Regions from separate parts of the Homo sapiens genome. Here regions 2 and 3 are each linked to region 1. Evidence: chromatin contacts called from ENCODE Hi-C or POLR2A ChIA-PET data. All regions are on one chromosome and are shown on one strand. The core of a region is the stretch at or near the end of the contact, and the rest is flanking DNA. Distances in the headings are between cores, read along the strand shown. Region 1 holds the start of TIAM1-AS1 (TIAM1 antisense RNA 1). Region 2 holds the start of RWDD2B (RWD domain containing 2B). Region 3 overlaps RCAN1 (regulator of calcineurin 1).

Region 1 (2,700 bases), core at 130-2,629:
CAGCAATGCCTACTGCATGGATGCCTTGGCGGCCAAGCTGGGATCTGAAGAAGGGTAGGAATTAGTGAAGTGAAGGGAGGGGCTGGGGGTTGACGTGTTCTGGGGAAAGAAAAGAGACCCAGAGTTGGGAGCGCAAAATGAGATTTTTCTGCTTAGAAGGATCATTCTGCAAAGTGGAGAACAGATTTCAGGGGGCAAGGCCTGGGACAGAAGGACGATGGGAGCCCTTTACTGAGGTCCAGGTGAGACAGGATGGGAGGAATGGGTTTGGGAGGTTAACAAAAATGGATGGGAGAGGGTTAAGAAGAAGGAGGAATCAGGGATGACTTTCAATTTTCCGGTTTAGGTTTATCTTCCACAGCGTGGGCAATTCTTTTTGTTTTCAACAAGATCACCCCGGGAGCGCAGACCTTCCCAGCTCCCGGGGCGAACACGTGTGTATGGAATCAAGGTGTAAGGAACATACATCCCAGCCTTTGTTGTAAATGGGGAAGTCTAGAGCTCTTCAGGAGAGGAGGAAGCTCCGGCCTCGTGTAGGGAAAGGTTTCGCTCGAGGCTGTACCGCCAGCGTCTCCGTTTCCGCGTTCTCCACAACCTTGCGAGAGGTAAACTGCAACTGTAGTTTCCGGATTTTACAGAGGAGCCCAGGAGGTCTGCGTGAACCCTGCCCGAGTCACTTACTCTGCCCAGCAGGTAAGCGTAAGGCCCAAACCCCACGCTGTTATTCCAAGTTCGCTTGCTGGGCACGGTAAGTGAACCCTGGGAGTCCTGGACTCTGGTGAAGGCCACCATGCCCTACCTGGAGGCTGCTCAGGGTCTAACATCCTCTAGCATCCACGGGAAGGGATTGCGTTAGGATTTTTTTCTCTCGTAAAAAAGTTCCTGTCTCCCCCTAGAGCCAGGCACACGCCTCCCGCGCCAGACCACTTGTCCCAGGCACAACATTTTTTGACTCTTCGCCTCCCCCGTTTCGATCCCCCTTCCTCTCCGCCTTAGGTGGCAGGAAAATCCTTTACCTCCGACCAATCCCACCGATGCCGAGCCGCGCGCGCGCGCCAACTAGAGCTCCGTCTGTGCACGCCATTGGCCACCTCCACCTATGCGAGATGACAGGCAGCTTCGCGGACCTATCGCCGAGGGAGGCAGAGGCCTCCGGCCCTCCCAAAGCTGCTTTGTTAGGGGCTCCCTGGTCGTCCCCCGGCCCGCCGCGCCTCCGCTGCCTGCGGGCGATCTCCCCGGGCCGCGCTGACGGAGCCTCGCAGGAAGGCATCTCTGGAGCGCGCGCCGCCCGCGCCCCTCCAGCCGCGCGCTCCGAGCCTGGCTGCGGCGCGGATACCCGGCGTGCGCCCATAGTCGCTCTACAGCCCAACTCCGAACGCCCCGCTCCTGCATCCACCGCCTCGGATTGGCTGGCCGGAGGCGGAGCGATTGTCAGGCGGCCCAATCGGAGCTCGGTTTCCCACGGGCTCCCGCGGCCCGGCCCCCGAGGCCGCAGGCGGAGGGGCCCTGACAGCTCCGATTGGCAGACCACGAGCGGGTTCGAGCGCGGCCGGCAGAGCAGCGCCGCCGCCGTCGGGCGCGCAGCTCTGCAGCTCCGCGGACGCCTTGGCGCCCGCAGCCCCAGGGGCACGGCTGCCCCGCATCGTGCCCGGCCCCGTCGCGGAGATCCCGGACGACCGTCGCGGGTGAGTACCGCGGGCCTGGGGTGCGCGGGCGTCCGGCCGGAGCCGCCCCGGGAGACGGCGGCGAGGATGCCCGGAGCCTCGGTGCCCGTGCCGGGCACGTTCTGACCCCCGTCTCCCGCACACTGGGGCTCCCGGCGGGTCCTAGCTCCCCCCGATCGGGCTTTCCACGTATTGTTTTCGTGTTCACACACTTGGGAGGTGGGGAGATGCGGGGAGGAGAGGCAGGAGGAGGCATCCCTCGCGCGAAGGAGGGAGACGAGACCGTGCAGCCCAGGTGCCTTCGCTGGATGGAAATGACAGCGTCCGGACGTCGGCATTCGGTCCTCTCGGCAGCAGGAGGTCAGCGCTGACCTGCGGCGGCCGCGGCACTTTGTATTTTATCGGCTGATTTTTGTCAACTTCGGGGAGGGCGTGCTTGTGCATCCTTGTGTCTATGTTTGCGTCTCGGTCCCTGACTTAGGCACCTCCGGGCCTGGCTTTTCGGCGACGCGTCCTGGGCGCTCACCTTGGCGATCCGTGCCGCCCTCGGGGCCGGGCTCACCGGGCGGAAAGCCCGGGGGCCGGCGCACGGAGCTGGGGACCCGCGACGAACCCCCGGAGGGGGGCATTAAAAGCGGAATCCTGCGGGTGCGCAGACAATGCCTCATCCGGGCGGTCGGGTCCCGGGGACTGTGCCCTGGGTCCCCGCGCCCTATCCCGTCCCCGCCTCGCCCTCTCACCAGCTCTGCCGCTGCGATGCTGCTGCGCCGCGCCCCTCGCCACCCGGCTGGGGACCCGCGTGGGGCCCGCTTTTGTTTACAGACCTCGCCATTGGGCGAGAGCAGCGCGCCGTGCGCCCCCCAGCCCCGGCGGCTGCCGCTTGCCCCCTCGAAACCTGGAGAAGTTGTTGCGCGCTGTCAGGTGACGCCCCCTCCCCCCGGCCGCGGGGCGGGATGCTGCAGGGGAAAGATGCCGTCTCGGCGCCTTCGCGCCCAGCCCCCGCCGCGCACGGCGCCTCTAGGTCCCCTGCACCCGG
Region 2 (2,700 bases), core at 98-2,597, 2.5 Mb after region 1:
GGGGATGTCCTGTTCATTGTAGGAAGTTGAGGAACATCCCTGTGCTCTACCTACCCCATGCCAATACCATCCTTCCAGTTGTGACAACCCAAAATGTCTTCAGACACTGCTAAATAGAGGGGAAATCCATCCTTCCCCTTCTCTTGAGGTCTGCTCCACTGTAAAATTCTCTCGACTTCGCTTTACACTTGAATTTTTTCATAATAAATGTTGGAGGAAAAAATAAATTATGACATTGAAAAACGCTCATGAAACACTATGCAGAAGACGTAGTTTATGAAGACCTACAATACATACTGTCGTATTTTTGTTTAAAAAAAAAAAGTGGAGGGGAGACCTAGCAGTGATATTTAGTATTGCTAAATGTCAATGTTTACAAATCTTATCTATGACATTTCTAAAATGAATATTATAAAGTGTATTGCATATAGTTGGATTGGGAAGAAAAACATTTCTAATTATTCTCCTGTCAGCATCTCCTTCAAACTACCCTTTTATTAACAGGGATAGATATGCATTCACACGGTTCCTCCCAGCTTGGTTAATGGGCAAGAACACCTAAGATAGCCAAGGCCACCATGCATCCAGGCTCACATCTCCCTAATTGCCCTCCTCCATGATTCAGGGACAAGGAGGATCACCATCGTGTGGGAAGATACTAGAAATGTAGAATTTGGAACCCCACCCCTACCTACGGAATCCTGATCTGCACTTCAACAGGATCCCCGAACTATTCCTAGGCGCGTTCGAATTTGAGGAACATTAACGGACCAATTCTTTGTCCCTGAAAAGTGCCCGTTATAGAGGCGGCCGCTGGGAAATGACAACGGGGTTGGCATGGAGAGGTATTAAGTAGAAAAACTCCGGCCGGGCACGGTGGCTCAGGCCTGTAATCCCAGCACTGTGGGAGGCCGAGGCCGGTGGATCACCTGAGGTCAGGAGTTCGAGACCAGCCTGGCCAACATGGTGAAACCCCATTTCTACTGAAAAATACAAAAATTATCTGGGCATGGTGGTGGGCGCCTGTAATCCCAGCTACTCGGGAGGCTGAGGCAGGAGAATCGCTTGAACCCAGGAGGCGGAGGCTGCAGTGAGCCGAGATCGCGCCACTGCACTCCAGCTTGAGAGACACAGCGAGACTCCGTCTCAAAAAAAAAAAAAAGGAAGAAAGAAAGAAGAAGAAGAGAACTCTGCGACTGAAAAGTACCTAGCAGGGACAACGCATTCCCTACGTCCTTCCAAGTGCAGACACCAACACCGGCGGACGCGGCTCCCAACAGGCGAGCCCCAGCTTCCGGTCCGCGGCCTTGGACGCGCATGCGCCGCATGCTTTTTTTTTTTTTTTCCGGTAGGTCGCCAGCTGAGGCGGTTTGTAAGTTTTGGGTCGCAGTATGCTAGAATTTTGAGGCTCCCTTCTGATGAAAATTGAGCTGTCCATGCAGCCATGGAACCCGGGTTACAGCAGTGAGGGGGCCACGGCTCAAGGTGAGTCTCGCCTCAGCTAGCGCCAGTGGTGACCGCCACGGGGGTTTCCCACGCTGCAGCGCCCAGTGCAACCCTTTGGGAACGTGCCCGGCATGGCGGCCCCGGTTCCCCTCACTGCATGCGCCCATCGGTCGGCTCGGTCCTCGGCGTTGCTTCCCGGCTTCTGCAGCCCTGCTCCAGCCGGGGACCTCGCCCCGGGGGCAATCAGGGTGCGAGGGCGGCTGCGTGCTGGGCTTTCTTCCTGAGAGCGTCTTGGCTTGGGTCGCGGGGTACCCTGCTCTGTTCTTCAAAAAAAAATCTGCAAGGAAAAGATATTATTCCACTCAGAAATCTCAAGTTTCAGTCTGCGTTCTCTTAAATATATTTTATTTTTTAAAAAAATAATAAAGGCGAGCTCTTACTATGTTACCCAGGCTGATCTTGAACTCCTGGGCTCAAGCAGTCCCCCTTCCTCTGCCTCCCAAAGTGCTGGGATTACAGGCGTGAGCAATCGCGCCCGGCCACAGTCTATTATCTTACAGCATTCGCTGAAATCTTGAATCATAAAATTATCTTGAGGGTTTTTTGGAAGGACTGAAATCTCTTAAGCGAAAATAATTTGGCAGATAAATGACCTGTGACATCACTCCCGTAGTTGTCCGTTCAAGAGTCCCTCCGTCCCGTTCTTCTTTGCTAATCCCATTTCATCTTCGATACCTCCAATTCAATAGCACCCTCTCCCAACTTTACTCACTCCCTGGGAGACTTTAAACAAATATATAGTTCCAAATAAGTGTTGACTCCCAAGATTATATATCTAGCTGAGTCTCTCGTAGACTTCAAAACTATACATCTAACTGCCTGCTAGACCTCTCTATTTAACAGGTGTCTTAGTAGGCACTTCATTACTTGTGTCTAAAACCAAGCTTCAGCTCCCCATGACCATCAACGTCTAAATAAATGGCAGATCCATACTTTCAGTACCTTAAAGCCCCGGAGTCATTCTTCCGTGTCTCATGTAATTCATCTGTAAATCCTGTTGCCTCTGTTCTCTGCATGTATCCAGAACCTGAAGCTCACCAACTTGACCACTATAATCCTATCAAAGCCACCATCATCTCTCCCTAGTTATTGCGGTGTCTATATCTGGTCACCCCACTTTTCCTTTCACTTTTCTCCATAGCAGCAAGTGTGGGGATCTTCATAAGTCAAACCTCTCTTGTAGCTCTTACATGT
Region 3 (2,700 bases), core at 104-2,603, 3.0 Mb before region 1:
TTAAGCGACAGCGATTGTTTTCTTGTTCATGTTTGTGCTGTCTTCTTTGCGTCAGCTCCTAAAATAGAGGGGAGTTGTGTACCTGTTAACAACGTGTTAACAGCATTGTTGGGGTTTTTCAGACAATTTAATTGTACAAGTAAATTATTTTAAGTTAGAGCCTATTCGTTTGAAACAAAGAAAATAGTTTTTACATTTCTAAAAAAAAAAAAAAACTAATAAGTAACTGCCAACAAATGCTAGACTATATACCTGTAAAGTCAGCATTTTAATGTCATTTTCTTCTAGAGCCAGAGTTTAGTAAGTTCTTGGCCTGCTGGGAAGAAATGTAAGGAAGAGAGTGTTGTTAGGTGGGGATTTTTTAACACAAAAATATAAACTTGCCTGACGTGATTTCTCGCCATTTTCTAAGTCACTGAAATGTTTGTTATCTATTTTATTTCAGTAAATCACTTTCTTTTAGCATCCTTCAGATGGTCAAACAGCATGTTGTATCTCTGAGAAATCTCATCTTATTAAAGATTGACTGATGTCCTTCAACATTTCTATGAGCGTTTTTCAACCCACAGAGATCCAGTTAAGATACAGACAAATATCAGGATCTTCTTAGGACCTGTTTGAAATGACATGTTTCAAAGCAGCTCTGTATTAAAAGAGGTCATTCTTTTCTGTTGAACAAGAAATTAAGTGAATGCATTTGGTGTGCTGGGGCTATTCTTCGAATGTTAGAGCAACCTGTTTCATTTTAGGGCCTGGGGTCATTATTCTCCATGGGTGGCACCGCTATCCTCCCAGTGGCATTTGAAAATCCTTGCGAGACTTTGTGGTTGCAGCAAGGACTGGGGGAAAGCTGCTGGCATTTGTAGGGAGAGGGGACTGACCAGCAGGGAGGCTAAACAGTCTAGAGTGCAAGGGGCAGGGCCATGCAAGGAGAAGCTGTTTCCTCCACAATGTCGTTAGTGTAACTGCTGAGAAACAGCGGGAGAAGTCACAGGCTCAGGGAACACAAAGGATCTTTGTGCCTGGCCTGGCCAGCCCCCCACTTCTTCAAGGAAGCATACTGGGGGTCACATCTATTTTCTCAGTGTTTCCCTTTCACCCATGCCCCACATTGCAGCATTTTTCATCAGAAACCACAGGAGCCCAAAATACACTTCCTCATTTCTGAGATGCCTTTCTTAGTCAGGGCTGAAATTAGTTTTCAGTGGACACCCACACTCAGGCACTGTACTAGCAAAGCCTTTTGTTAGAAACTGTCACACTGGTGTTCAGATTGTCCTCTGCCCGAGTTTTGGAAGGGTGGGTGACAAGGGCCAGCAAATAGTCAACACTGCCCGTTGTGCAATGCTGTGATCTCCCTCTGAGAGCAAGAAGCAAACTTGAGGTGACACTGAAACAAGGGGCGGGGGCACTGAGCCTGCTTTCGTAGCTTTGCTTTGCTTTTGCCTCTTGGTTTACTTTCTATGGGGAACATATCCCACTAAGAAGGCTGGTCCAGCCCGCACCATGATGGCAGGCATGGGACTCGGGAGACGTGGTCCCAGAGGCTCTCGCTCCACTGATGGTGAGGAGTAAATGACACAGTAGGCTTTGCAGAAGTGAAGTCAGAAATCAGAGGGCTCCATCTTTCAACCACTCCCTGGCCTTCAAGGATAGATCTTGGAGTTCACGTCATACAGTCTTTAAAAGGCTCTCCTGCCCACAAGGTGCCCTCACTACCCCTCTTCCACGTGCGTCCCTCGCACTGCTGTTTGCTGAGACTTACAGCCCCGTCCCATGTGTGACTTTTACTCCAACCCGAGGCGGGTGCTTCCTGACAGCAGGGCTGGGTCTCCTTTACTTTCTATCTTGGGGACCAGCAGTCTCCTCTGACAAGGAAGAGATTCAGCAAAGGCTCGTTGAGACCAGCCTGGGTGACACAGTGAGACCCTGTCTCAAACAAACAAACAAAAACCAGCAGAGTTTCTGATTCAGTAAATATATATTAGTTTTCTATTGCTGTGTGACAAATTACTACAAATCTAGTGGCTTACAATGCCCATTTCTTAGTTGACAGGTCTGTAGGTCAGAAATCACCATGTGCACAACAGGGTTCTCTGCTCAAGGTTAACAAGGCTGGAACCGGTTCTCTCCTGGGCTGCGTTCCTGTCTGGAGACTCTTGCGGAGAATCTGCTTCTAAGCACATTCAGATCCCCGTGGCCACTCTAGCTCCTTGAGGCCACTCTCAGTCCTTGCCACATGGCCCCCTCCATCTTCAGAATCAGCAACAGAGAATGTCTCTCCCATCCTTTCTCCGACTTCAGAAAGAACCCGGTCCCTTTTAAGTGTTCACCCCACATAATCTCCCAGGGTAATATAACCTAACTGTGGAAACAGAATCCATCACAGAGTCCCGGGATCATGCAAAGCTTGTCCACCAGGGGGCCATTTGAGAATTCAGCCTACCACAATAGGTAGGGCAAGAATTCTGGCAAGTTGCCAAGTAAGGCAGCTACTGCTGCTGTGGCAGCCACAGTCTGAAAAGCACCTACCTATGCACATTCTACAACAACCTTTGACTTAGATTGTTCCCAAATTGCAAATGAGGAAACTGAAGTTCATAGGATTCAGTCTAGAGATAATATTCATAGCACATAGTAACTGGTACCTCGTGGGCACTGACCACTCCGAATGGCTAGCAGGCAACTGACTCTGGCTGT

The links. Hi-C counts contacts between places; a loop is a spot of excess contacts on that map. ChIA-PET counts read pairs that join two places held with the same protein, here RNA polymerase II (POLR2A). Pooled maps may share reads with other maps.
Region 2: a loop to region 1 is called in a pooled map, with 7 times the contacts of the local background. The contact joins the promoter of RWDD2B here to the promoter of TIAM1-AS1 in region 1. A Hi-C loop is called at or near these places in 6 of 50 pooled maps. POLR2A ChIA-PET finds 5 or more read pairs at or near these places in 3 of 52 experiments (HEK293, WTC11 and activated CD4-positive, alpha-beta T cell).
Region 3: a map with no recorded cell type shows a loop between it and region 1 (5-fold over the local background). The contact joins the enhancer-like site here to the promoter of TIAM1-AS1 in region 1. A Hi-C loop is called at or near these places in 1 of 37 single-sample maps with no recorded cell type. POLR2A ChIA-PET finds 5 or more read pairs at or near these places in 1 of 52 experiments (T-cell).

Annotation. Positions count from the first base shown.
Region 1 is chr21:31,557,912-31,560,611 of GRCh38, reverse strand. TIAM1-AS1 (TIAM1 antisense RNA 1) reads right to left here and starts at 1,379. Exons shown (of 2, transcript NR_171013.1): 1 at 1,017-1,379; 2 at 125-595. It also overlaps a transcript of TIAM1 not described here. RefSeq lists a silencer at 1,031-1,660 and enhancers at 940-1,752, 2,566-2,700.
Region 2 is chr21:29,017,996-29,020,695 of GRCh38, reverse strand. It overlaps RWDD2B (RWD domain containing 2B), which reads left to right and starts at 1,347. Exons shown (of 5, transcript NM_016940.3): 1 at 1,347-1,485. The coding sequence starts at 1,419. It overlaps LOC124905005 (a long non-coding RNA gene), which reads right to left. Exons shown (of 2, transcript XR_007067836.1): 1 at 2,449-2,700; 2 at 1-1,783. RefSeq lists an enhancer at 1,257-1,506.
Region 3 is chr21:34,543,889-34,546,588 of GRCh38, reverse strand. All of the region lies in intron 1 of RCAN1 (regulator of calcineurin 1), which reads left to right. Among named protein-coding and RNA genes, the nearest start is that of KCNE1, 33 kb to the right of the region's middle. RefSeq lists a silencer at 2,403-2,552 and an enhancer at 1-2,700. Within about 2 kb of position 1,353, at least 24 of the 41 ENCODE cell types and tissues checked have a DNase peak (open chromatin) inside an H3K27ac peak, as active enhancers do.